4 separate regions of the Homo sapiens genome follow, and all the other regions are linked to region 2. A link is a loop called in an ENCODE intact Hi-C map of the cell type or tissue named here. Cell type or tissue: heart right ventricle. All regions are shown on one strand. Links, peaks and the distances in the headings refer to the core of each region. The heading gives the core; the rest is flanking DNA. Region 1 overlaps EIF2B2 (eukaryotic translation initiation factor 2B subunit beta). Region 2 holds the start of ZC2HC1C (zinc finger C2HC-type containing 1C). Region 3 overlaps PGF (placental growth factor). Region 4 overlaps RPS6KL1 (ribosomal protein S6 kinase like 1).

Region 1 (4,000 bases), core at 1-4,000, 56 kb before region 2:
ACAGTATAGAAGTATAATACCAAGCACAGCAAGCAGAGGGACATCCTCTAATTTTGTTGACATGTTTATGCTTACATATTGTTTCCGGTTTTTAACCTAAAAAGTCTCCCAGGTGATCCAGATTTTCTGCCATGTTTAGGAACTAGTGGTCCAAAGCAGGGCCTCTTGTGCAGTGTCTGTGTGGGTGGAGGGAGCACTAAGAATCTGCATGTTTAACAAATAGCCTGTGGGCTTTGAACAGGTGATTTGAAACCACATTTTGGTTAACACTGGGCAGAGGTAGGTTCTGAGGGAAAGGTCTCTATTCTTTGATATCTCTTTGAGAGCGATCTTTGCCTTAGGTCTTCCAGAGAGGGGAAAAAAGTAAGACCTCAGAAAGTCGGCATTTTACACTGACCTAAAAGCTGTATGACTCAGAAGAGCCTGACTCACTCAGGCTCAGTCTTTCTATTATTTCTTAAAGCATCTAAGACCCCACGCTTTCTCAGTGAAGTGGCTTGTAGCTACCAATTACGAGCAATTGTCTCCTCCAAAGGCACCAATTCTAACAGCAATTCACTTGGGTACAATTGTGTGGTTTGGAGTAAGAGCAGCAGTGAGGCAAGGAACTTAAATCTGTTCCTGGCTCCAAAAATGCTTTATGATACTTGTCCTTTGTCCATCTTAGTCTCTGTGTCTAAAATTAGCACCAACATCCTTCCCAGGCATGACTGAGTTGGATGAAGGTTATAAGGGTAGAAGCTCTCTTTCTGGTCAGCTCTTACAGTGCCTAGAACAGAACTGCAGGAATGCATACTTTTTAGAATCTTTATGACCCCAATTAAGTAAACCCTATTAAGGCTCATCTTCTTATTTCCCCTCTCTCCGTTTCCCTATTTGAGGAGGGGTAAGTATCAGAAAGAGAGAACCTGAACTGAACAGGAGGAAACAGAAGTTCCACATCAACTCACTACCTGTCAGCCTTGGTATCAGGGGTGCCCACCTCCCACCCCTGCCTTGCTGGCGGAACCGAGAAACTCGGAAAAAAACAAACAAAAAAACAACTGTTGTAGCTTGGAGAGAATTAATAGAACTAGGATTCCATGGATGTGAAAGTCTTCCTCAATATGCTAAATAAACCAAGTTAGATAACAGTGCAGTTTGTAAAGACACTTTTTTCCCACGGTTTCTATCTTCCAGTTTGGGCAGAGGGCAGGAAAGGCACAATTCTTGGAACTTGAATAAGGAACAGAAATTCCTAATTTAGCCTCAGAAGAGACATCTCTGAAAAATACTCTACCAGGAAAAACTGAAGTGTAAAATGATACCTCAAAGAAATCAATGCTGGAACCCATAGGATCATATGTTTCATGGATGTGCTTCAAAACTATTTCTCAAAGCAATCTGTTGCATCAGTCTTTGGGCTAATGAAGGCTGCCAGTCACAGTTCCATCATGGAATGACTGGCATACTCTGTAATGATCTATAATACTACAACTACATCAGAACTGCTCTGCCATACAGATAGTACCAGATGGTGATGTGATTATTGTAAAGGCCTCACACTATCCACCTGTCCTTGCAAAAACTCCCTTAGCAGACATGCACCTAGTTGACATGAAAGAACAATTTTGAAATGTGATTTGGAAGTGTTTTATATCTGGCCTACTTTGCTTTGAATTATTCTTTCATTTGCCAAAGAGCTCTTGCAAGGTACTGCACAATGGCTAGGCAATTATTATTATTAATAGTAAAAACTGCAATTGCTTTTGCACCAACTTAAAGAGCTAAAGTCTAAGCTTCCAGTCTCCCAGCATCCCTCACACGATGGAGGGCAGCACTTGAGTCTAATCATGCTTGAGATGGTGATTGCCTGATATGTATATTAAATACTATGCTGAAGAGACGGATCCTTTCAATAGTGTTTTTTTCAAGCATGTTACATTTAGAATTAAGACCTGCCTAGAAAATAAGCTACTTAGTGCTGAAGAAACAAAAACTTGACAAGATTCCTAAGTTATCATTTATATGTAATATTCTTCCTACAACACTGGGTTTGGAAGGATAATAAATACATAAAAATAAAATTCTGCAGTTAATATGAAAAAGAGGTAATGCAGTGTTGAATAATGAGAAACTGCTAATTGCGGTAGCTAACTCCAAGCCACTTTTTTTGGACTGCTCGGCCCATCATGGGGCATTCCTTACTTTGGAAGTAGATAAGAGCAAGTTGGAAGGCCAGAGTCAGGCAAGGCTGGCCAAATCCCACTTCTGCAGGCTGCTGCTTGAATCATCCTGGCCTGATAGATTCCCACATGCAGCACACTGCGATTCCCACACGCTTGGATCCGGTTGCCTGGACTATATCCGATGCTTCTGGGTAAGACTGAGTGCTCTGTAACTAATGGGCCTGGGGTGAAAATGATCCAAGGGTTGGAAACATCCTAAGCCATGTGATAACCTCTTTTTTTTCTTTATATCCCCCACAAGTTCTGATACAATACATTTAGAAAGGAACTCACTGAAGATTTGCTGAATGAAGAGAGGGATGGAAGGAAAAAGGAAGGAAGGAAGGGTTTATTTGATGCAGATTCTTCAGCATTTTGTTTTCACAGACTCCCTTCTTTTCCCCTCTTCTGGACCCACCTTTTTGCCATCTCACCGTTGATGAGCAGCTTCAGCTTAGAGGGTAAAGACAGGCATGATCGCGACTGGCCAGCATACTGGCCGGTTCTCTCTGTTAGCAGACTTTTGCCAAGGGTTTGGATGGAATGGGTGGCTCTTCAGGTGGAAAACAGGTCGTGGGGGTCAGGTTTTGGGTGCCTGAAACTGCTCTTCCTTCACTCCACTGTGCCATGACTGGCTCCCACCCGAAGCTTCAGCTGAGCTGGCTTGTCAGGGCTCGCTAGGAACTGCTGAGCTGCATCTGTCCTTACTTGGCGTGGCTTCCTCAGCCCCCTCCACATCTCAAGAACGTGGCCTTGGGCCCCTTTCTGCTCTGACCATTTTGCTTGCCTGGGTTTTTTCACTGTCTGCCATGCGCAGATCCCAGCTGTTCATTTGTACCTGACCTCTGACTGCTAGAACCTCTCCATTCTTACATCTCATGTAGTTCCAGGTCCCCAGCCAGGTTCTGGATGTTACCCAAGCCCCCTCCCCATTCTCCAGCTTCATTCTAGCCTACACTTTATGCTTTGCCTTAAGCTTTTCTGATACTAGCTCCTATTACCATCTCTAGTCTTAATTCTGATAGTGGGACTGCTAGCTCCTCTTCTTTCAATAATAAAGGGCTAGCTGTAACTAGCTGTGACTCTGTGATACCTAACGCCAGAAGAAGCTACTATATTCTATCATTAGTTTCCTTGTCTTTCTCAGTGACTAAAGCTAAGCCTCTTGAAGGTAGAGACAGCCATAGGAACCTTCACTTCTCAATGAAGTGTTGATGAATGTTACAGAAAAAGGAACTCTCAAGAATGGCTGCATTTTACATCTCATCTCTCAAGTTTTACTCTGAAGTTACTAAAGCCTTCAGCGACCAGAATCTAATAAAGGTGAATCACCAAGTTTATAAATGAATGAATTCCTAATAAATTAAAAATATAAGGGATAGCATATGGGTAATAATGGGAAGGACTGTGCAGTTTGAAGTCACTCAGACCTGGGTCTGAATTCTGGCTCTTACAGCTAAGCCTTCAGCAAACCAGTTAACAGCTCCGAGCTTCGAAGTTTTATTATACAAAGGTGACAACTAGGTTCCTAAGAGGAACCTTCGTTTCCCACTTTGTAAAATGGTGATAAAGCTACCACCTTACCTCATGGACTGTCAAGAAACTAAACTAAGATAAAGTATGAGAAAAATTATTTTGTAAACCTTAAAGCACAATATAGGTATTAATGATTACTATTATAAATTACATGTATCTTTGTTCTTATGGCATCTGAGTTAAAAACAACATAAAACCCTAACAGGCGATAAAGGTAATCTATTAGATATTTTTCCCTAATAGGTTGTTTTTATGCT
Region 2 (7,805 bases), core at 3,516-7,515:
GGGGATCTGTCCAGGAACTCGGCTGGGCCTCCACAAACCTAGCCCTCATCGCATCTCAGTCAACAAGCGCAACCCTCTTCTCATTTTCTCATGAGGAGAAAGGCATAGACGAAGAAGTACATGGGGATACATTCAATCATTCAATTAAATACTGACTGACAGCTACTGTGTGCCAGGCACCTGTTCTAGGTGACCAGGCAAACATCAGTGAACAAAACAGGATCCCTGTCCTGAGGAGCTTAATTCTGGAGGTGAGAGACAAACAGCACACATTAAACATCATAAATAGCTTGTAATCTCAGCACTTTGGGAGGCCGACACGGGCGAATCACTTGAGGTCAGGAGTTCGAGAGCAGCCTGGCCAACATGGTGAAACCCCGTTTCTACCAAAAATACAAAAATTGGCCGGGCATGGTGGCGGGCGCCTGTAATCCCAGCTACTCGGGAGGCTGAGGCAGGAGAATCGCTTGAACCTGGGAGGTGGAGGCTGCAGTGAGCCGAGATTGCCCCACTGCACTCCAGCCTGGGCAACAGAGGGAGACTCTGACTCAAATAAATAAATTAATAAATAAAAAAATAAACATCATAAATATGTTGAGTAGGATACATTTAACCTTTCTGTCCTTTTTCATTCAGTTCTCCTTAAAGTTTGGGTCATAACAATCTGGAATAGGGGATTACGGGGCATAAGTGCACAGGAGGTCCCAATGGAGGTTATGTCTGCTTCTGGGCTTCTGGAAGCTACTCACCGGTCTCCTTTACTAAGAAAATGTCAAATAATGCTTGAACAAATAACCAGCTAACTACACAAATAAAGCAAGAGCACAAGCAAAATAACTCATGGCTCCAGAATTACAGTTGAGTCAGTCAATCTAAGCCAAATGGCCAAACTACACGAATTTATTTTGGGAACAGGGAATTGTCAAGGGGGATGTGGATGAAGATGGTTAAAATTAGAGTTGATGTGTAAACATTTGAATCCAGCTACCCTTATGATTCATGTGTGTGAAGGAAAACTGTGGTGTTTATTGATCCTCTGTGGATTGACTGTATACATTACACCTCTTCATAACGTAAAGACTCCTTATGTGAATATGCCAGGTTGGCAGACTTGACAATGAGATATGGGTTTGTGACAGTAGGCACGGAAATTCATCATTCTGCTAGTTCCCCGCTAGAGTGAGGATCCATATCCTAGAGAATCATACAACCTTAGTGCTGAGAGGTGGGGGGTTGGTGGTGAACAAGCTGGATTGAATGTTGTACTTGGCAATATTTGAAAATAACTCTAAATAGAGTATCTTGCTAATGGTATTTCTTTCTCTAAAATTCATTTAAAAAATAGTTTATAGAATTCAAAACTTACTGAGTGTCTAATACGAATGGGGCACTCTAGGATATACAAAGATGAATGATATAAAATCTTTGCCCTCAAAGAGTTTTTAATTTAGTGTAGGGGCACAAATGCATGCAAATAATGACAATAAAATATATGGCATGATAATTTAATTCCATGAAAATCCATTGAGAGCTCATCAGGAACCAGCCCTGTGCTATAACAAGGACAGAAAATATTACAAAGGAGCAAACAAATTAATTCTGATTGGGAAGACAGGGAAAGAGTTCTTGGAGGAAACAGCATTTAATCCAAGGTCACACAACCAGTAAGTGATGGAGCTGGGATTTGGTTCCAGAGTCAATCCCCATGAATGCTATGCTCTACCAGCTCCCAGTATGTGGAGCTTAGAGTAATGTAGTACCATGGAGATGAAGAAGTACAAGTAGCCAGTTGTGGCTAGACCAGGGGTTTGCTACCCTGCTTGTGCATCAGGATCTTTGGGGAAGCTTTAAAAATGTTAATCCTCAGGCCTCACCCCTAGATATTGCTTTCCAAGTAGTCTTAACACACAGTCAGGGATGAGACTCACTGGGTTGAACTCTGTGGCTTATTAAGGGGAGGCAAAACTGAAAAGGTAGGCTGGACCTAATCTGGGAGGTAGAGATGCCATGCTAAATTATGCATTTCAACTTTATTCTATAGGTAAAGAAGAAGCTACTGGGGAGGGAAATGGTAGGATCAGAAGCATTTAGTAATTAGCTTGATTTAATCACTGCACAATGCATACATTATCAAAACATCACTTTGTACACTGCAAATATAGATATAATTTTTGCTTGTCAATTATATTTTAATAAAGCTGGGGGGGGGTGGAGAAATATTTAGACTGATTATTTTGCCTGCAGCATGAAGGATGGGTTTGAAGAGCAGATATTGAAGGCAAGAGCAGAAGTTAGGAGGGCTATGCCATCCCAAGGAGAAGTGAGGAAAAACTCACCTGGGGCAGCAGAAATGTAAAGGAAGAGTCATATATGAGAGACATTGCAGAAGTAAACTCAATAGGCCAGGCGTGATGGCTCACGTTTGTAATCCCAGCACTTTGGGAGGCTAAGGCAGGTGGATCACCTGAGGTCAGGAGTTTGAGACTGATGAAACCCCATCTCTACTAAAAATACAGAAATTAGTTGGGCGTGGTGGTGCACACCTGTACTTCCAGCTACTAGGGAGGCCAAGGCAGGAGGATTGCTTGAACCTGAGAGGCAGAGGTTGCAGTGAGCTGAGATCGCGCCACTCCACCCCCATCTGGATGACAGAGCAAGACTGTCTCAAAGAAAAAAAGGAAGAAAACTCAATAAAACTTGTGATTAGTTAGAAGGAAGAGGCAACAAAGAGGGAAGCATGGAAGACTGATGCTGTGAGCATGCAAGGGCACACTGGAGAGGCAGATTTGAGAATGGGAGAGGATCAGAGTTTATGTTGTCTTACAGAATTTGAGGTTCCTAAGGAACAATCTTGTGGAGGTGTCAAATGGGCAGTCCTGAAATTTGAGTCTGTAACTAATGAGAAAGACTAAAGCTAAGCTGGCTGTCATTTAAACACAGGTGAAACCTGAAATTTCAGCATTTGGTTGAAATCATTAAAGAAGAGAATGTCTGGAACTACACACACACACACACACACACACACACACACACACACACACACATATATATGAAATAAGAGGGCTTCAGAAAACACTTAAATTTAGGGAGTAGATGGGGAAAAGATAAATGCCAGACTTGGAAGAAGATGGAGCAAGAACATGAAAGAAGAAACCAAGAGGGCACAGGAGAACTGAGAAGAGCATTCTAAGTGGGTGGATAATCAGTAATGTCACATGAGTAGGCTGAAAAAATGAAGCTTTTGTCTTTGGAAAGTCACTGGTAGCTTTGTAGTTAAATAAAGTGGAGAAAGTAGAAGACAGGCCACAATGAACTGGACAATGACGGGGAGATGAGGATATGTGGGCAGCAAATGTGGAGATTTCCATTAAGAAGTCTTGTGGAGAAGAGGAGAAATGAATGGGACTGTAATATGAAAGTTAGGTCAAGGGAAGTAAGGTTTGTTTTGCAGGGGAAAGTTGAGTATATGTTAAAACCAAAGAGACAGAGTTTATGGAGAGGTATAACTTGAAGTTAACAAGATGCAGACAGGGTGCCGTCTCTCACGTCTATAATCTCAGTACTTTGTGAGACTGAGGCGGGAGGATCTCTTTTGACTCCAGGGGTTTGAGACCAGCCTGGGTAACAAAGGGAGACCCTGTCTCTACAGAAAAAAAAAAAAGAAGTAAGCTGGGTGTGGGGGGCACACACCTGTAGTCCCAGCTACTCGGGAGGCTGAGGTGGGAGGATCACTTGAGCTGTGGAAGTTGAGGCTCCAGTGAGCAGTGATTGTGCCACTGCACTTCAGCCTGGGCAACAGAGTGAGGCCCTGTCTCAAAAACAAAGGCCAGGCCCGGTGGCTCATGCTTGTAATCCCAGCACTTTGGGAGGCTGAGACAGGCGGATCACCTGGGGTCAGGAGTTCAAGACCAGCCTGGCCAACATGGTGAAACTCTGTCTCTACTAAAAATACAAAAAATTAGCCAGGTGTAGTGGCAGACGCCTGTAATCTCAGCTACTCGGGAGGCTGAGGCAGGAGAATCACTTGAACCCAGGAGGCAGAGGTGGCAGTGAGCTAAGAGTGCGCCACTGCACTTCAGCCTGGGCAACAAAACAGGGCGAGATTCCGTCTCAAAAAACAAAAAACAAACAACTTTAAAAAACCCCAAAAACCAACAAAACAGAAAACAAAACAAAACAAAAATGCAGGGGTAAAGTGATGGAGTCAATTCCCGGAGGGTACTGAAAAGGACTAATTCAAGAGAACTCAATGGAACTCAATGGAAAGTCGCCCTTCTTTCTCATAGAGGAGAGGGAAGGAGAGAGAGAGAGGAGAGAGGGAGACAGACAGAGACAGAAACAGAGGAGAGAGGGAGAGGAGGAAGAAGAGAGAGAGACAGAGAGAGAGAGAAAGAGAAAAAGAAAGCCGGTAAATTCTGCTGAGGGAAGCTGTGGGAGTTGATAATCGGGACCCTGAGTGGAGTGGGAAACGTCTGGAGCTGCATATACGGAGAGGCGGTAGAGTCAACTAGGGATGAAAACGAGGAATTAAAAAAAAAAAAAAGACTGATCTGGAGGGTCCACCAAGGAATTTCCTTGTAACGGGTAACAGCTGTAATATGACATGTTGAAGTATTAACACTGATGACTGCTGTCTACATTATTTTCCATGTGCATGAATTGAGTAGTTACAGGGAAAAAGCGAACTGCCTGTTCCAAACGGCTTACACAGATGAACTGAAGCGAAGAAGAAAAATGAACTTTCTTTTGATGTCAACAAGATAGAGTATCATTTACTGTTGAAGCCAGGTTATACTGATTATTTTCGATCTGGTAGTTAACTTTATCATCATTACATTTGGCTGAGTCATTCCTGGGCCCTAAGTAGAGACGGCTAGAATTACCACGTGAGTAAAACATTATAATATCAAAATAATTAGATTGGCCACAAAAACTACCACGGAAAGATACTGCGTAGCAAAAACGTTGGCAGCAAGTTCCAAAGCCTTGGCGAGGACAAGCAAGGAGCGCGCGCGTGCAGCCATACCTGGGGCCCGCCCAGCGCAGCCGAGCGCGCGGAGAAAGGCCAGCAGCAGCCCCGCTCCCGCCAGGCGGGCGGACGCCGGCATCCTGCGGCGGAAGCACGCGGAGGCACAGCCAGGGCCTCCGCCCTTTGCCAGACAAGGGCACACCCCAAGGTCTGGGAGCGTCGTTCTCAGAAAAGTACAAGTTCTTCTTTGAAGGAGCTCCAGAAAAGCCTCTCCCGCCCCTCCCCGGCTCCCCAAGGGCAGGGCTGGACCGAGCTGCAGAGTTGGCCGGACACTGACTGGGTCAAGTGACCTTGGGCTGACCGCACCCCCACCCCCGGTCGCCCCGGGTCGCTGGTGCACTGCGCCTGCGCGCGTCTCCCCGAGGAGTTCGCGGCGAGGGGCGGAGCTTGGCGCGCCAGTGCCTCGGTTTCCAGGCACCGGGAATAACAGAAGCCAGCTGAGAGCGCCTGCGCGGCTGTCGGTTGATGGGGAGGTCAGGTCTGGGAAACTAGGCCCTGGGGTTTTCCCTGAGCAGGAGCGGTGCCCGAGGGCCTCAGGTACGCAGAAGGGCGGGGAGACATGGGATCAGCACCTCCACCTCCTAAGGGACCGAAGGGCAGGAGAGCGAGAGGACTTGTCCCCAGAGGTGGAGTCCGAAGTGGGGGCGCCCCAGTTGACCCTTCGGGACAAAACGTGACTTCAGCCTTAAGGATCTAAAACCGGCCGCGGTCAGGTCAGGTGGCCCTCAACGCTCAGGTTACAAAACTTTTACAGTCTGCGCCACGGGGACTCCTGGGATGAGGGTTTGACAGCCAGGCACCTGCTCCAGGCCCTAGCAGCTTTTGTGCTCTTTGGAATCAAGCACGGTTCCAGCAGGAGGGAAGCCCTGAGAGTTCTTTGTGCCAGTCACTACCTCTGGGCCACAGCTTTCTCACCTGTAAAATGGTGAGGCTGGACTCTGCGGGAACCCTTCAGTTTACAGGGGAAGAAACGGGGGCCAGCAAGGGAGAAGTCGCTTGTCCTGTTACAGGCCTAGAACCTGACTTTCTAGTCAGGTGCTCTTTCCACCTACTATAGAGTATACTGTGCGTGGCAGAGGCTGGTGCTGGAGGAAAGGAAAGCTAGGTGGCAGGAACACCTGTAGCACCTTCGTTTTTCTACCCTCAGGGCCTAACACAGTGTCTTGTGCATAATCACTCACCAAATGGTTTTTGAAGGGAAGCTTTGGCAGGTCCAGCAACACTGTCCCCAGAAAAGTTTAAGGGAATGTGGGCAGGGCAAATGTAGAAATAGTTTGCTTTAGCAGCCGAGAGTGAACCTCAGACAAACTCTTCCCGTGTATCTGGTTTAAATCTCCCGTAGGCGTCAGTCCAGGCCCTGAATGGCTGGTCTCCAGCGGTTGGCGTCACATCTGCCTGTGGGCGTTATGCTCCCACATAATACAACGGAAGCTCCAGGGCCCCACTCAGCCAAGCAAGACTCTTACGAACAAGGTGACTCTTCCCAGCAGTCCTTGAAGGGGCACCTGAGGAACAATTTCCAGAAGCAGCTTTTGAGCAACAAAGAGTTGATTCTGGATAAAGTCTATACTCACCCCAAATGGAACACCCAAACAAAAGCCCGGAGCTACTCCTATCCCCACTGTACTGGAATCAGCCAGCAAGATCCAGAAAGTGATTCCCAGGGCCAAGGAAATGGTTTGTTTTACTCGTCAGGCCCTCAATCCTGGTATCCCAAAGCCAATAACCAGGACTTTATCCCCTTTACAAAGAAACGAGTTGGAGTGGACCGGGCGTTCCCATTGAAACCCATGGTCCACAGGAAGTCGTGCAGTACAGGTGAGGCTGGCACTGATGGGGACCATAATGTCTACCCAAGGCCCCCTGAGCCGAGAGAGTTTTCATCTAGGAACTTTGGTGTGAGGAACCAGGGCAACTTTTCTGTGGTTGGTACTGTTCTTGCTGCCACGCAGGCGGAGAAGGCCGTGGCAAACTTTGACAGGACGGAGTGGGTGCAGATCCGAAGACTAGAAGCTGCAGGGGAGAGCTTAGAGGAGGAAATCCGAAGAAAGCAGATTCTCCTGAGGGGAAAGCTGAAGAAGACAGAGGAGGAACTCAGAAGGATCCAGACGCAAAAGGAACAGGCCAAGGAAAATGAAAACGGAGAGCTACAGAAAATTATACTCCCCAGGAGCAGAGTTAAAGGTAATAAAAGCAACACCATGTACAAACCTATCTTCTCCCCAGAATTTGAGTTTGAGGAAGAATTTAGTAGAGACAGGAGAGAGGATGAAACTTGGGGACGGTCTCAACAAAATTCAGGTCCATTCCAGTTCTCTGATTATAGAATCCAGAGGCTCAAAAGGGAAAGGCTGGTAGCAAGCAATAATAAAATTCGAGACCCAGTCTCAGAGCCATCGGTGGAGAAATTCTCCCCGCCTTCAGAAACACCAGTCGGTGCTTTGCAGGGATCCGCCAGAAATTCCAGCCTGTCCATGGCACCAGACTCCTCAGGTTCCAGCGGCTCCATTGAAGAGCCACAGCTGGGTGAGTGCAGCCACTGTGGGCGCAAATTCCTCTCGTTCAGGCTGGAGAGACACTCCAACATCTGCAGCAGGATGCGGGGTTCCAAGAGGAAAGTGTTTGACTCCTCCAGGGCCCGGGCTAAGGGCACAGAACTAGAGCAGTACTTGAACTGGAAGGGGCCAGCTTCAGCCAAGGTAACAAGAGCCTTATGGATGTGACTTGGTGTGGTGATCATTGTAGGGGTCTGTTTTGTCATCATCAGTTTTCTTTA
Region 3 (7,565 bases), core at 1,370-5,369, 120 kb before region 2:
TGAGGCCTGAGTACTGACGGTTTTAAAGAAATCCATTTTCAGCCTCCAGGTCTACATTGCCTTAAAATTATTTTTGTGAGGCAGTGGCTGAGATCTGCTTCTCTGGCCACAACACATCTTGCTCATTCTAAATCCTCATAAAGTGCTTTGCTGCCAGGTAAAAGTATTCTGAGGACATGAAAAAAAGAACAATTTGAGATATTGATGTAGGTCTTGAGAAAGAAAATATGGCTAATGACTGGGTAACCAAGGCTTTCAACAAAACTGAAGAACAGCTTAACCAAATTGTCAGCCAGGATATCATGAGAAGTAATTTGTTCTTAGCAGAGCACCTTGAGATTTCTGGCAAATAACTTGGAAGGAAGGAGTTCAAGTAATTGAGTGACATCTAGTCTCATTTACTTATTTATGTGAACATGGTTTCTCAACCTTCTCATCAATAAAAAAATGATAAACAGGAATTAAATTAATGCAGAATCCTGTCTCAGTCTGGCAGGAAGTAACATTCATTAATGGATTCATTCACTAATTGAAACGAGGTAGCCACATCCATCTCATTGAGATGCATTCCCAATCAAATTGATTGTATTTTTATGTTGAACATCTATTAAAATAGGAAGTATTTGTGCTGTTTTGACCAAATGGTGCTACTAAGAATTATTTTGATAATTTATTCCAGGAGAAAATTTAATTTAGGTTTATGCTCACAGGAAATTTAAAATAATTCAAACTCATATATCATTTTTTTGTGGCAGATAAATATGACAAGGTAATCAATAAAAGACTTCTGAAAATTAAAAGTACTGTTACACTAGGCTGAAATTCTTGGGGGTGGGGAGTGAAATGGAAATACAAGTTCCAGGAAAAAAGAAACAATGTAAATATATAATTATGAAAGGAAGTGTTCCTGTATTTTTTTTTTTTTTGCTTGTTAATTTTCTTTTTTTTTTTTTGAGACGGAGTCTTGCTCTGTCCCAGGCTGGAGTGCAGTGGCGTGATCTCGGCTCACTGCAAGTTCCGCCTCCCGGGTTCATGCCATTCTCCTGCCTCAGCCTCCCGAGTAGCTGGGACTATAGGCACCCACCACCACACCCGGCTAATTTTTTGTATTTTTAGTACAGATGGGGTTTCACCATGTTAGCCAGGATGGTCTCGATCTCCTAACCTTGCGATCCGCCCGCCTTGGCCTCCAAAAGTGCTGGGATTACAGGTGTGAGCCACCGCGCCTGGCCTGCTTGTTCATTTTCTTAAAAGTGGATGATGGTGAGTATAACATTAAAATGGCGTATTTAATAGGATACACCTGGAGAGTGTTCTACAATAGCTTTGTATTAAAATATTAATAATATGCCAGAAATTATATCCTTTGTAATGACTTATACTTTTTTTTTTTTGAGACAGGTTCTTACTCTGTCACCCAGGCTGAGGTGCAGTGGATCTATCTCGGCTCACTGCAGCCTTGACCTCCCAGGCTCAGGTGATCATTCCACCTCAGCCTCCTGAGTAGTTGGGACTATAGGCACATGGCACCACGTCCAGCTAGTTTTTGTATTTTTTTTGTAGAGACGAGGTTTCACCATGTTGCCCCGGCTAGGCTTGAACTCCTGGCCTCAAGCGATCCACTCGCCTCGGCCTCCCAAAGTGCTAGAATTACAGGCATGAGGTACTGAGCCTGGCTTGACTTATAATTCTGATGAAAATGTTCAATGTCAACTTAAGAATGGGCAAGGGAGCACATGGGCTTTTGGAATTCTTTTTTTTTTTTTTTTTGAGACGGAGTCTTGCTCTGTCACCCAGGCTGGAGTGCAGTGGCGTGATCTCGGCTCACTGCAACCTCCGCCTCCCGGGTTCAAGCGATTCTCCTGCCTCAGCCTCCCAAGTAGCTGAGATTACAGGCATGCACCAACACGCCCAGCTAATTTTGTATTTTTAGTAGAGATGTGGTTTCACCGTGTTGGTCAGGCTGGCCTCGAACTTCTGACCTCAAGTGATCTACCCACTTCGGCCTCCCAAAGTGCTGGGATTACAGGTGTTAGCCACTGCGCCCGGCCACTTTTGAAATTCTTTCAGGAGATTCCCGAGTGAAATGTCTGAAGACTGCTGCCTTGGGAACAGGAGCCACGGGACACTTTCTGCCTCCGGCTGCCGGCGGGTAACTCGGGCCTGGATGGACTTCCCTGCCAGCTTGTTTCCCAAATTGCCGCGCGGGCCCAGAAAAGAGATGAGAGCATAAACCCCTAGGGGGCGCAGTCCCCAGGATCCCTGTCTTCATGGAGTGGGGCTCATGGGGTCAGGGCTTGGGTCAACTCCACTCCATAGCACGAAATGACTTCCTGGAGTCACGTGCGTGGGGGAGGCTTAGCCCCTGAAGGAGAGCCACCTCTCTTCAGTGACTGATTGACTGTGCACGTGAAATATTTTATTTTTTCTATTTACTCTCACAGATTTGGGTTTTCCCTCCTCTCATCCTTCTCTCCCAGCCACACTCAGGCCTGGGGCTCCATTCTGCTGCCCACAAGGTACGAAGTGGGTTAGAAGCAGCAAGGGGACCCACAGGCAAAAATACTCCTGGGAGACAGTGGCGAGGGGCACATGTTCCCCGGGGCTACTAGGAAGTGGCCCCAGATAACGTCTCAGCTGATGACAGACTTTTAATCACTAAAAGGTAAACACTAATGTGCAGGAATCCTGTTTGTTTGCTCACAGATGTACCTGACACACAGTAAGTGCTCAGTAAATGTTTGTAGAGTGACTGAATGTTTGCTGGACCTCCTGCCCCTCATTCTACACAGAGAAAAGCTAGGCTGACAAAGGTGAAATGATTTGTTGAAGGTCAATGGAAACCTAGGGCTAAGCCGGGACAAAAACCAAGGTCCACTGATGCTTCCTGGGCCCTAGAGTCTTGAGGAGGTGCAGCTCCCTGTTCTGCCCCCAAGACTGGCCTCAGTCCTGCCTCTCCCCCTCCCCAACCTAACCCTGGCGGCAAGGCGGGGCTCCCCTCGGGCCCAGCCTCCTCGCCATCCCTGGGACCCCGCACACTCACAGGTGGCAGTCTGTGGGTCTCTGCTTCTCTCTCCTCCTCTTCCCCCTGCCCTTGGGTCTCCTCCTGCAATAAGCCAAGCGTCAGGACAAGGTGGCTGGGGAACCCCATGCTAGGACAGAGGCTGGCAGGCCCGAGAATAGCCCCGAGCCCCAGCCAAACCACTTACCTTTCCGGCTTCATCTTCTCCCGCAGAGGCCTAGGGAAACAGACAGAGAGAGGGGCAGAGGAACGTTAGGAAAGCAATAAGTGGGGCTCCCTGCCGCCCGGACAGGTCCCCTCCGACATCCCCAGTCCTGGTCCTGCAGCTGACACTGAGGCCACTAGGGGGTAGCATGGAGTTGGCAAGGGAGAGGTGGCCAGAGCCTCAAGGCTTCACTCCCACTCCAGGCTCTGGTGACCCCACCACGAGAGGGACAAATCAACCTCCTGGGGACCCCTGCCACCCGCTTCTGCACTTCTCAGCCTCTTGGCATCAAATTTGGTTGTTTCTGTCTGTTCTCTGTTGCTTTTTCTTTCTCACTTTCTTTGCTGCTTTTTTCCGTTCCTTCCAGGGTGCATTCTGGGAATTTCCTCAGGGACAGGAGATGATGGCCAGACAGCGGACTGGCTGCCTGTCAGGGCACAGCCCCACTCCATCCGGAACAACATGGGGAGTGAGCGACGGGGTGGGAGGAAGGAGGGAGCATCAGCCCTGAAGTCACCAGGCATGTCTGGGCTCTGCCTCCCAGGGCTGTGGCTGTTGGCCCAGAAGCAAGAAGAAAGGTGTCCCTGTTGCCTGGCCCCTGGCAGGGGATAGGGCCTCAGTCTTCACTGGGAACAGTGGGTAGAGACATGGGACAGCATGGTAGCAGTCAGCTTTGGGGCCAGGACATGCTACCCTCAGCTGGTTCCTCCCTTGGGAGCCAGGGCAAGGTACCAGGGCCTCTTGGGACTGTCTGGTTGTACCTCTCCATATTGGGCAAGTGACAGACACTCTTGGAACCTCAGTCTCTTCATCTGCCTGCCCCAAAAGAGTGGCTGTCAGGGCAAAGGGGATGGAGAAGGTGACTCTGGGTCACCACCCAGCATTGCACCCAGGAGGGTTCATTACCGAGCTCTTGTTATATGGCTAAGCTCTGGCTTGGAGGGATGGGTGGAAACAAGTTGAGGCAGGGTCTCCAACACTCCAACAAAAGGGGCAGCCATAGCCCTGCCCAGGAGGCAAGGCTAAGCCTGGGGGCTATTAGAAAAGTGGTCATGGCCATGAAAGGTAGCCTGAAAAACGAAGGCTTACGAGTTAGGTCAGGGCCCAGAATCCCTCCTCCCACACTCACTAGCTGTGATAAATCATGAAACTGTATTGAGCCTTGATTTTCTCATCTGTAAAATGGGGATGACAATAGGGCCTACCTCCCAGGGTTGTTATGAGAGCAGGAACCTTGCTCACCACTGCATCCCATCAGGACAATGCCTGGCATGTGGTAGGTGCTCAATAAATGTATGTGACTAAATGAGAAACATTCAAGTGCCTCCTGCGGGGCTAGGCACAGAATAGGTACACAATAAGTGGTAGTCTTCCCTCCTGCCGCCCCTGGCTAGGGCTCTGGACTTCTAGTCTGGTGCCTTCATCCATGGCCCAGTAGTACCAGGAGCAGCAGCTCAGCCCATTTCTCTCTTCCCTGAACCTAGCTGGCAGTGCCAGGCCTGTTGCTCCTGCTAACCAATGTTCCAAGTGCCCCCAGCACAGGCAGCAAGACTGGTGCTGGTCAGAGGCTCTGTGGATTGGGAGGGGCCGTAGAGGGGTGCTGCAACATCAAGGAAGCCACAGTGTCACTCTTCTTCTGCCCCTTTTCTCCTACCCGAGCTTGTCCTTCTTGCTGCTTCTCAGCCCCGTTTGCCCGCTCCTGTGGGCACACAGCTTGCCCCAGAACGAAGTTCAGACTTGCAATGTCTTTGCCTCCAGGCACCTCTTTCAGAGGCCCGTGGCAGCTGCCTCCCATCCCAGAGAAGGGGAACGACACGCACCGAACCCCTGCGAGGCTGGGAGGGACCCACCCTCTCTCTTCCCTTGCAGTATCTCAACAGCTGTACCCCAGCTGCTGGGACCAGCTCCCTTGGCAAAACTGGCTGGTGGGGGGACAAAATGAATGGTAGCCACCCCTGGTCCTGCCCTCTTGGTCTCCCTCAGTCTGGAAAAAAGTTCAGCCCGCAGCGGGGATGGGCAGCCTTTGCCTCTGCCCTGGGACCCATCTTTGCTGAGGCTGCCAAGAGGACGGGGGCCTTTCCTTGCTACCCACCCGACCCCGGAGACCTACCGGCATTCGCAGCGAACGTGCTGAGAGAACGTCAGCTCCACGTAGGAGGGCCGGTCCCCAGAACGGATCTTTAGGAGCTGAAGGAAGAAAGAGTTGATGCCTGGATTGGGGAGTGGCCCACGAGTTTCCGGCACTCTTCTCTCTCTCCTTGTAAGGAGAACCCGACTCTGTTTCCTGCTAGCCTGTGGACTACAGGCCCTCACTCCACTCTGAACGTGGGGCAAACAGCTCTCTCAGCTGCATGGGGATCTGAGGGAGGCCCCTGTCCCTCCCTGCCCGGGAGCACTAGCACAGCAATAGCACAGGAAGGGGGCTCATGTTCTGGAGTCAGAGAGACCCGTGTTCAGATCTTGACTCTTTTACCTGCTGAACAAGTGAAATAACATCTCTGAACCTTGAGTTCCCCATCCGTGAAATGGGAATGACACCAGCCTTGAAGGATTGAATGACACACCACTTGTGGCACGCCTAGGACAGTGCTTGGCATTACTCAGTAAGTGCTCAGTAAACCACTGCGTGTGTGACATGTAAGCTGCACTTGCTTGAAAAGGGACCAAATGCTCCTGGTGTCAACAGGGACTTTATACAAGCAGATTTCTTTCCAGCTTTAACTAGACACCCTGAGTCTTGGGATAGGACTCAGCGTGAGGCTGAGAATGCTGGTGGGGGTGGAGATGAGTGGGCTCAGAGCCATCGGAGGGCTTAGGAAGAAGAGGCCCTGGGCTGGGGTGGTAGGAGCACTGGCCTGGGAGTCAGGCTCCAGCCCTGGGACCTGGGCCTATCTTCTTCCCTCTCCAGGTACCTTCTAGTGGGCAGATTCGGTGGCCCCCTGGGCAGGGTATGGACCTACCTGCATGGTGACATTGGCCGTCTCCACCGGCACACAGTGCAGATTCTCATCGCCGCAGCAGCCGGTGCAGCGCAGCAGGGAGACACAGGATGGGCTGAACATGTGCTCCACCTCGCTGGGGTACTCGGACACGACGTCCACCAGCCTCTCCAGCGCCCGGCAGTAGCTGCGGCCCCACACTTCCTGGAAGGGTACCACTGCGAGGAAGCAAGGGGGCTGGGTCAGGCCAGCAGAGACCTGCCCCTTGAAGCCCTAAACCTGGCTCCCAAGGCCCTGCTGGCCTTCCAGGTTCAGCCCCCAGCCCCATCCGAGCTCCCTCAACTCTGAACTCCTAATGTGATCCCTCCGAAATGCCTGCGGGCCCCTTAGCTCATCTGCTGGATGGAAATCCCCATGGAACAGAATCTCTCAGGGTCCCAAGCTTTGCTCTGTCCTCAACTCAGGCACCCACGTCTGCCTTGGCTCCCTGGAGCTTTGAGGATTGTAGCCCCGGCAGCTACCCAGGCCCTCTGGATCTTTCTCAAGCCTGACCCGGTGCTTCCTCCAACTTGGAGAACTTGCAGAAAACAGTCATTCCTGGAGTCATGCAGGGAGGGTTGGCCTTCCCTTATTCCTCTGCTCAAACACCTTCCACGGCTCCCTCATTTCCTGCCCCACTCTGTGCCAGCTCCTCTGCCTGGCAACCAAGACCACATCCAGCAATGTGGCCCGACCCTCCTCTCCACTGAGTCCAACCAGCGCTCACACTGAGCCACGGCAGCACCACATTCACTCCCAGCTCTGGCTTGTGCACTCTGCAGCCCGTACAGCTGCTCTTCTTCCCCCTCCTCTCATTTCTATCCAAATAAAGTCCACCCGCCATTTTCCACGACCTGCCTCCCCACCTCCTCTTTGAAGACTTCCCCAGCAATTCCAGTGCACACAGATGAGCCTCCCTTGAGCACTGCTTGGCCTCTGGCCTCAAGGGGTTGCCTTATCTCCGGCACTGCTTGCTCTTATCTCCTTTACAACCAACTCGAGGCTCCATGAGGGCAGAGATGGACGTACCCGTAAACACAGGCTAAGTCACTCCTGGTTGATTAGATGACATTTCACTGAGGATCATCCGGGTCATCCCTGACCTCACGATGTCCTGGCGATCGTGAATGGGATCTTTTGGGGGCTGATCTGGAATCCCTCAAAAGATGCTGCTCTTTCGGGGGAAGGCCTAGGACCAGGCCCCAAATAGAGGCTCACAGGGAGAGTGGCCAGAGTCAGACACCTGGCTTCCAGTCCTGGCCCTACACTGGCTATGTGACCTTGGGGAGATCACTTAACCTTTCTGGATAGATCAGTTTCCTCAGGTGGGAAAAAAGAAGGTTGGGAATAAATGGTTGCT
Region 4 (7,805 bases), core at 1,822-5,821, 160 kb before region 2:
TCTTGGGCGCAGACTTTCCGCCTCTGGGTGTCCTGGCCTAGTTCAGCCCCTCACCTCTGCTCCCTCCCACCCCTCAGCTTAGAATGCCCTCTGCCCTCCTCTTGACCCAACTAAAGTGGGCCCAGCCTTACAAACTGGCACACCACCGAGAGATGTCCAGCACTATCAGTGTCTGTGGTTTGGGTGGTGGGTTCACTAGTGTGAACACTGTTTTTAGGGAGACCGATATAAAGAAATTTAAAGAAAAGTCAGGCACACACTTATGATGACTATATGTCATGACCCCAGATGTGCACCTCACTTTAAAAAGTCATCAATACAACCATCAGTATCTGCTACATGGCCCAGTTCCTGTCCTCATAACTTCAGTCACCACCACCCTGTCTGGCCACTCCCAAGGGATCGGCACAACCCGGAAAAATGAAAAGAGCCAACGCTGGAGGAAACAGCGACAGAGGAGACAGCTGTGATTCTCACGCCCACCCACGATGTGGACATCCACCCCAGGATGTCCCCTGCCCCCTTGGTACCACACAGGGGCCCACAACAGCCTGACTGGCCTCCAGAAAGGCCGGGTCCCCTGGTCTGTGCTGTACATCTGGTGCAAGCTCCGCCCCTCCCCAGGGCTCAGCTTTTTTTTTTTTTTTTTTTGAGGCGGAGTCTTGCTCTGCTGCCCAGGCTAGAGTGCAGTGGCGTGATCTTGGCTCACTGCAACCTCCACCTCCCGGGTTCAAGCCATTCTCCTGCCTCCACCTCCCAAGTAGCTGGGATTACAGGCACGTGCAAGCACACCTGGCTAGTTTTTGTATTTTTAGTAGAGACAGGGTTTCACTATGTTGGCCAGGCTGGTCTTGAACTCCTGACCTCAGTTGATCCGCCTGCCTCGGCCTCCCAAAGTGCTGGGATTACAGGCGTGAGCCACCACGCCCTGCCAGGGCTCCGCATTTTAAGGGTTGACGACATACCCCAAAGGCCTGGGGAGCTGACAGGGGGCCCCAGGCCTGCTCACCTTGCACATGCTCCAGGTGCAGGAAGATGGAGTCCTCGCTCACAAAGTACCTGAGCAGCTTCGTCATGTAGGGGACTCCGTGTGGGATGATGGTCAGCCGCTCCCTGCTCACCATGTGGCACCTGGGTAGGCTCTGGGAGCAGCAGGGCAGGCAGATCAGCCGGGGACAGGCCAGAGACTGCTGCTGTTAGGGGACCTCCTAGCCCTGGCTTCAGGGGCACCCGAATGAGGGTGGAGCAACTGCCTCCCTCAGTTCCTGACCTGTCCTTACCCCCACTGCCCCTGTAGAATCTGGGTCCTCCACCCTCTAGCCAAAGAGGGGGCAGTGTGTGTGCATGTGTGTTTGTGTGTATGTGTATGTGTATGTGTATGTGTGTGTGTGCATGCATGTGTGTCCATCTGGAAAGTGGGGCATGTTCAGGCAGAACAACCAGCTTTTGTGGGAGGGAGTGCAGGCTTCAAATGCAGGTTCTGGGTAGGAGTTTCCAAGAGCCCTGAGAAAGATCCAAGGGGAATGCAGAGTGGCAGGGGCAGGGTGGCACCTGCCTTCACCACAAAGGTCCCTCCGGTTGCCGGGTCCTGGACCAGCTGCACCTGCCAAAGTCCAAGAGGCACTGGTTAAGGCAGGTACTAGCTCCTGGGGCTCCGTGACCCCAGCCTGACCCCCTCCCAGGTTCCTCCACTGAGGCTGACTCACTCCAGTGGCAGGGCAGGGAGGGCGGGCTTTGGTGGCACTCCTGAAGCAGACATCGATCCTATCCTGCTCACCCACCCCTGCTAGACCTGTGGTCTCAGATGCTGCCTCCTCCAGGAAGCCTTCCCAAGATTACAGGGGCTGGGGTCCCTAATCTGCCTCCAATGCTCTCTTAGTTCACCCTTAGGAGAGCCTCTTCACACTGTCTAATCTGTCTCCCACTGGACTGTGAGCTCAGTATTCCCGGAGCCCTGCACAGTGCAGGGATGTAGTAGGTGCTAGACACATGCACTGTGAGCAGCCCGGGCCTTGGCTCACTGTGTGCGTGGTGGGCATGCGAGCAGAATGCCCTGCCCTCTCCCTGCCCACGCTGGGCCAGGCCTCATGCCACCTGACGGGAGGGCTGAGAAGCCCTGTTCCACCTGGACCCCAGAGATCAGCTGAGAAGCCCTGTTCCACCTGGACCCCAGAGATCAACTGAGAAGCCCTGTTCCAACTGGACCTCCAGAGATCAACCCCTCACCCAAGGCCTTAGCTAGAGCCCCAACATCCTGCAGGGTCTGAGGTGTCATGGCTGGAAGGGACCTCAGAGCCAGTCACTTCCTCTGATCTCTTGTTTTACAACTGAGGAAGCCGCAGCTCTGAGGTGACTCCAGGTCTCCCCAGCGCAGCCATGTTGTGTGGGCTTGGCACGCTGCGTTCAGGCCTTTTTCCCACTCCACTCCACCCCCTTCATTTACACACACCCCCATGACACAAGTTTATCTATGTGAAAAACCTGCACATGTACTCCTGACTGCAAATAAAAATTTAAAATAAATAAGTAAAGTCCGCTTGAGAGGCCGTCTTTGGAGAGCAGCCTCTCCTTCTTGTGTTGGTTTCCATTAGAGGCAGACGCTGTCAATCGCAAGGTCAGGGCCATGTTTGGAGTTGGGCCCTTGACTCATCTGCATGGTGGGCAGGGGCGGGCCCCAGCATAGGAGCGGGCACATGGGTACGTCGAGGGCGGGAAGGCAGAGGATTCAGCCCAGGTGAGGGCATGTGGAGGCAAGGCCAGCACCCTGGGGTTGTGACTCCTTGGCTGTTGGCCTGCCCTGCGGACATTCCCCAGGGAGGCTGTGGCCAGCCATGGTCGGGGTGGGAACTGGGCCCTGAGGCCAGGCTGCTGGGCAGTGAGGAAGGCCACAGCTTGGGATCAGGGTAGGGGAAGGGGCACTGGGCTTCGATCCTGGGCAAATTGAATTGATTTTCTCATCTACCAACCAGGAATTCCAAATGCCTACCTTCCCTACATCTCTGGATTGTTGAAGCCATTCTGAAAGCCCTTGGTGAGGGCCAGGTGTGGTGGCTTATGCCTGTAATCCCTGTAATTTGGGAGGCCAAGGCGGGTGGATCACCTGAGGTCAGGAGTTCAAGACCAGCCTGGCCAACATGGTGAAACCTCGTCTCTACTAAAAATACAAAAATTAGCTGGGCATAGTGGTGCCCGCCTGTAATCCCAGCTACCTGGGAAGCTGAAGTAGGATAATCACTTGAACTCAGGAGGCAGAGTTGCAGTGAGCCTAGATCAAGCCACTGCACTCTAGTCTGGGCAACAGAGACAGACTCCATCTCAAAAACAAAACAAAACAACAAAAAACAAAAAACCAAGAAAGCCCTTGGTGAGTGGAAAGGCTGTGAGAATGTCAGTGATCACATCTGCCAAGTCACATGGCCTCTCTGAACCTTGCTCTTTTTAAGTACAAAACGGGGTCATAGCAGCACTTCCTTCAGGGGGTCCTGAAGAGGATTCTGTTAAAGCAGGCAATTCAGGCAGAGCAGCAGCCTGCACCTGCCGCAGAACACACCCTTGATAACCTGTCGTGATTATTACCAGTGTCATCCGAGGGGAAGCCCACCCTGGCTGTAAAGTGGTTACTCTGTGCTAAGCACTTTACATAGGTTGTTTAATTTTATCCCCACAATCCTGCCAAAATTCAGGCCTGAGCCTCAGAGAGGTTATGTTGCCTACTGTCCCACTGCTAAAAAGTGGTCAAGTCAGGACCTGAACCCAGACAGGCTGATCCCGGAGCCCTGCAGACTTTACTGGAACTGGGGGCACAACCAGGTGACCCTGGCAATGGCCTTCCCTCCTGAGCCTGTTTCTCCATCATCAGTGAAAGGAAGGCAGTGGACTAGATGAGAGCGCCCAGGACCCTTTTCTCAGCAGGAGCGAGGTGTCCTCTCCAACCACCAGAGGTCTCTCCTCCAACAGCCAGAGACCGAGTCCAGCCTGGGCTTGGCTCCCTGACCAAACTTGTGCAATGTTAGAAAAAGCAAGGAAGAAAACTCTGGAGTCATTTAGGAGAACAGAGTTTCCCACAAATCCTGACACCCCAGATAATTCCCCACTGTCCCTTGCCAAGTGGGATTCCCCACCACCTGGTCCTGGGCAAGGGCCTGTAACTGACAGAGTCCAAAAAAACTAGCGAAGGAGGGAAGGCTGAGGAGGCCAGAAATAAACCTTGATCCATACACTGAAAGATTTCTGTTAAAAACATATTAAAACCAACCTCAGTATTCAGAAATAATTAGACTAAAACATTAACAGTGATTATCTTGGAGTTCGGCAGGATTCAGGGGATTTTCTTTTTCTTCTCCTTTTTCTTTCATTATATTTCAAAAGGGCAGCAAAGCAGCAGGCATTTTCCCATTCATCCAACCAAACAAGAAACTCCTTTTACTCAGTGGTTTGGAGGATGGAGGACTGTCTAGTGCCTTGACTTCTTTGTTTATTATTTATTTTTTTGAGACGGAGTTTCACTGTTGTTGCCCAGGCTGGAGTGCAATGGTGTGATCTCAGCTCACTGCAATCTCTGCCTCCCAAGTTCAAGCGATTCTCCTGCCTCAGCCTCCCAAGTAGTTGGGATTCCAGGCATGTGCCACCACACCCAGCTAATTTTGTATTTTCAGTAGAGACGGGGTTTCACCATGTTGGTCAGGCTGGTCTTGAACTCCTGACCTCAGGTGATCCACCCACCTTGGCTCCCCAAAGTGTTGGGATTATGGGTGTGAGCCGCTGCGCCCAGCCCCGCTGACTTCTTTGAACCTCAGTTTAATTCTCTGTAGGACAAGTATTAAAATGCAGCACTGTCCAATTGAACTTCTTATCATGATGGCAGGATTATATGTCTGCACTGTCCAATATGGAAGCCAGTAGCCACATGGGGCCATTGAGCACTTGAAATGTGACTGGTGCAACTGAGACACAGATGACTTCATTTTAATGAATATGAATGCACAGAGGCTTATGTGCCTAGTGACTACTGTGTTGAACAGCACCCTATAAGGCTTCGTTCCCCCATGGTGACTGTGAGGATTTAATGCCACAGCTCTGTAAATGAGAAGGTTCCATACAACTGTCGGGTGAGCCTTCCATTTGGGAAGATGGAAGGCAGTTCTGAGTGCTTTCTCTCACCTTTTAAAAAAGAGCAATTGTTTTAAATAAAGAGACCCACTGAATTCTTGGGACAGAGGGACAATTAAAGCTTTGGTGAAACACGGTAAACCTTTTCTTTAAAGATGCACAAAGTATCAAAATCCCAGGAGGACTCTCCCATGGAACAAACAAGCCTAAAGGTTTCAAACAAGTTCTTAAACTCAAAGGTCCACAGGGGCCAGGCATGTGAGCAAATAGGCAGGGTGGAGGCGCAGAAAGGAGGGCTGGTGCCCCGTCTAAGGCAGGCATCTCCTCCTCCACTCCCTGCTGCCACAGGGGAATGGGAGGCCAGCGTTTCCAGATCTGATTTTTTCAAGAGAAGCAGGAAATCTGGACTTTTATAAGAATCTGCACATTTTCAAATGTTGGTAACAACTAAAAAAACCCAAAAAACAAACAACAAAAAAAACACCCCTGTGTTTAAGCCAAATAAAAGAAGAAGTGACTTGGATGACCTTCTTTTTCTTCCTCCACCCTGTCTCAGAGCCTGGCTCCTGCACGAGGCTCAGCAAATACCCGGTGATGTCTCCCTGGCCCCCAGGCTCTGAGGCCAGGCCCTCGGGTATTCTGGCTGCTTGCCAAGTCCCGACCCACCCACCTCACTGCTCCCTGCCACCATCTCTTCAGCCCTTAGTTATCCTAACAGCCGGACACGTTAGGGGTCACTCAAGCATCATCCCGAGCAAGCCCTTTGCTTCCTCCCTGGGCCTGAGGGTTGCTGCTGGCTGGCACTGCCCACTTGCCCAGATCTGTCTGGGCACAGCTGTGGAATGGAACAAGGGTGACAGTATATCCAAGTCTGGCTGCAGGGACCCAGGCCCAGGGGCAGTAACACCTTTCCTAATTTGAGGAAAGTGATGCTCCTGGCTTGGGCATGACACAGGGAAAGGAAGTAGGATCTCAGGAGGGAGGTGAAGTCCTTAAGTTGAGTACCCAAGACAGGATAAAAAAGAAAAAAAAGAAGGGTAGTCCTGAAATAGAATGCGGCGGGCCACTGGCTCACGCCTGTAATCCCAAGTGCTTTGGGAGGCCTAAACGGAGGTGGAGGATCACCTGAGGCAAGGAGTTCGAGACCAGCCTGGGCAACACAGCGAGATCTCTCTACAAAAAATAGAAGACAATAGCAGGGCTTGAGACTGTGGTCCCAGCTACTCAGGAGGCTGAGGTGCGAGGATTGCTTGAGCCTGGTAGGTCGAGGCTGCAGTGAGCCGAGATCACGCCACTGCACTCCAGCCTGAGCTACAGAGCGAGACCCTGTGTCAAGAAAAAAAAAAAATGGTTGGGCTTGGCTTTAATTTGTGCTTTCCATCTGCAGGGGCCTCGAAACACTGGATTCCTAAACCACTTTCCTGAGGCTAAACAAGTTTGGGGAATTCTGTGTCACAGTGTACATCTGCACCTAAACACTCTAAGAACTCCGATCATTAAGAAACAAAGCCATATAACTTCAACTCGCTGTTTTCCTATCATACTCAGCTCAGAACCCCTCTCACCACAACACCTATGGTTCAGCGGGATCGTACCGGGAGGCACGGTGTCAGTCACCTCCCGGCCAGTCCCTGGGAACGGCTGTGCTCAGCCAAGGTTGGGTCGTGGCCACTGACACTCAAGCAGTGGGGAGGGGACCGTGGCAGATGGAAGCTGGCAGGGCCTGCGCTGACAGTCTGGGACCTGCCCCAGGGACCCAGGAGAAGCAGCTGGAGTAAGGCCCGGGAGCAGAAGCCTGCGTGCCTCCCAGCTCACTCCTGTCACTTGTATTTAGAGCCATCAAGCACGTACTCAGTGTCACAGCATGTGCCAGGTCTTTCCCCAAAATTGTTTTGTTTTACCTCCCAGATCACCCCATTGGGGGAGAATTCTCATCTCACTTTCCAGAGGAAGAAACCACAGCTCAGAGAGCAGGGGGCTTGCCCGTGGCCACCCGGGGTGGTGCCCAGCGCGGGGCCTTCCCTCAGGCAGCATGTCATCCTCTTGCCTGTGGGAAGTACAGGACTGTCTCCTTTTCTCTGTGGGCCCCCAGATCTACCAAAATCACCCAGTGAGTATGTTAAATAACAGATTCTTGGGCATCTGTATTTTTAGGAAGCTCTCCATTTAGCCAGCTTGGTAAAGAACTTCTTGGGTGACTATTCCAGGGTTCAGGGGAAGAGGGGAACCTCATACTGGCTGGACTCTGATTTGACCTCATTGTCTGTCCTTCTAATCAGAAGCACTCTAACAATGAGTGCCCCGAGTAAGGGTTGGGACGTCGCCTCCTATCTTCTTGTCTGCCCTGAATAAGGCAAAGCATGCGAGATAGCATTGGGACAGGGTAAAGTTACAGTTAGGTCAGGAGAGGAAAAAAAGGGCAGACTTGCCAAGGCCCTGGGCAAGGACGGGCCAGAACGGGCCCTCTCTGGACAGGTTTCTGGAGTTGAGCACGTCCCAGCCGCAGGAAGTCCCCAGCTGTGCTCGGTAGAGCGTCTTGGCTGCAGCCCTGGGGTTCAGGGTGAGTGTGGTGGGGGTGCTGTGGGAAGCGGGAAGTGGGAGTGAGCAGGGCCTCGAGGACTGGCAGGGTGCCCTGGGCATAGCTCCTCGCTCCTCCTGCAGTTTCTGTCCCAACTCTCCCAAGGAGCAGGTTTTCT

Evidence for each region. Peaks named below come from ENCODE experiments on the same cell type or tissue, not always from the same donor. Only the 100,000 strongest peaks of a DNase experiment are listed, where the experiment ranks them.
Region 1: a loop joins it to region 2, with 1.9 times the contacts of the local background. A loop is called at or near these places in 48 of 110 quality-filtered maps.
Region 3: it touches region 2 in a loop (2.4-fold over the local background); 92 of 110 quality-filtered maps call a loop at or near these places.
Region 4: it touches region 2 in a loop (2.2-fold over the local background); 3 of 110 quality-filtered maps call a loop at or near these places.

What each region holds. Positions count from the first base shown.
Region 1 is chr14:75,011,234-75,015,233 of GRCh38, forward strand. EIF2B2 (eukaryotic translation initiation factor 2B subunit beta) reads left to right here. Exons shown (of 8, transcript NM_014239.4): 8 at 1-1,133. It overlaps MLH3 (mutL homolog 3), which reads right to left. Exons shown (of 13, transcript NM_001040108.2): 13 at 2,542-4,000. Among named protein-coding and RNA genes, the nearest start is that of EIF2B2, 10 kb to the left of the region's middle. In heart right ventricle, for the core only: no CTCF peak of the experiment used is centred there; a DNase peak (open chromatin) is centred at 2,258; H3K27ac peaks cover 3,812 bases.
Region 2 is chr14:75,064,184-75,071,988 of GRCh38, forward strand. ZC2HC1C (zinc finger C2HC-type containing 1C) reads left to right here and starts at 5,458. Exons shown (of 3, transcript NM_024643.4): 1 at 5,458-5,566; 2 at 6,372-7,728. The coding sequence starts at 6,391. It also overlaps a transcript of ACYP1 not described here. RefSeq lists enhancers at 12-181, 5,101-5,652, 5,653-6,204 and a silencer at 5,357-5,476. In heart right ventricle, for the core only: a CTCF peak has its summit at 5,088; a DNase peak (open chromatin) is centred at 5,278; H3K4me3 peaks cover 2,778 bases; H3K27ac peaks cover 2,798 bases.
Region 3 is chr14:74,943,170-74,950,734 of GRCh38, forward strand. It overlaps PGF (placental growth factor), which reads right to left. Exons shown (of 7, transcript NM_002632.6): 3 at 6,188-6,384; 4 at 5,338-5,414; 5 at 3,210-3,239; 6 at 3,044-3,106. LOC107984690 (a long non-coding RNA gene) reads left to right here. Exons shown (of 3, transcript XR_001750826.3): 1 at 1-1,263; 2 at 2,071-5,830; 3 at 6,136-7,058. Among named protein-coding and RNA genes, the nearest start is that of PGF, 8.6 kb to the right of the region's middle. RefSeq lists a silencer at 3,290-3,339. In heart right ventricle, for the core only: CTCF peaks have their summits at 2,278 (motif pointing right), 3,372 (motif pointing right) and 3,583; a DNase peak (open chromatin) is centred at 3,372; H3K4me3 peaks cover 522 bases; H3K27ac peaks cover 2,688 bases.
Region 4 is chr14:74,910,239-74,918,043 of GRCh38, forward strand. RPS6KL1 (ribosomal protein S6 kinase like 1) reads right to left here. Exons shown (of 12, transcript NM_031464.5): 6 at 1,556-1,603; 7 at 1,010-1,142. Among named protein-coding and RNA genes, the nearest start is that of RPS6KL1, 9.1 kb to the right of the region's middle. In heart right ventricle, for the core only: a CTCF peak has its summit at 3,937 (motif pointing right); a DNase peak (open chromatin) is centred at 3,983; H3K27ac peaks cover 2,427 bases.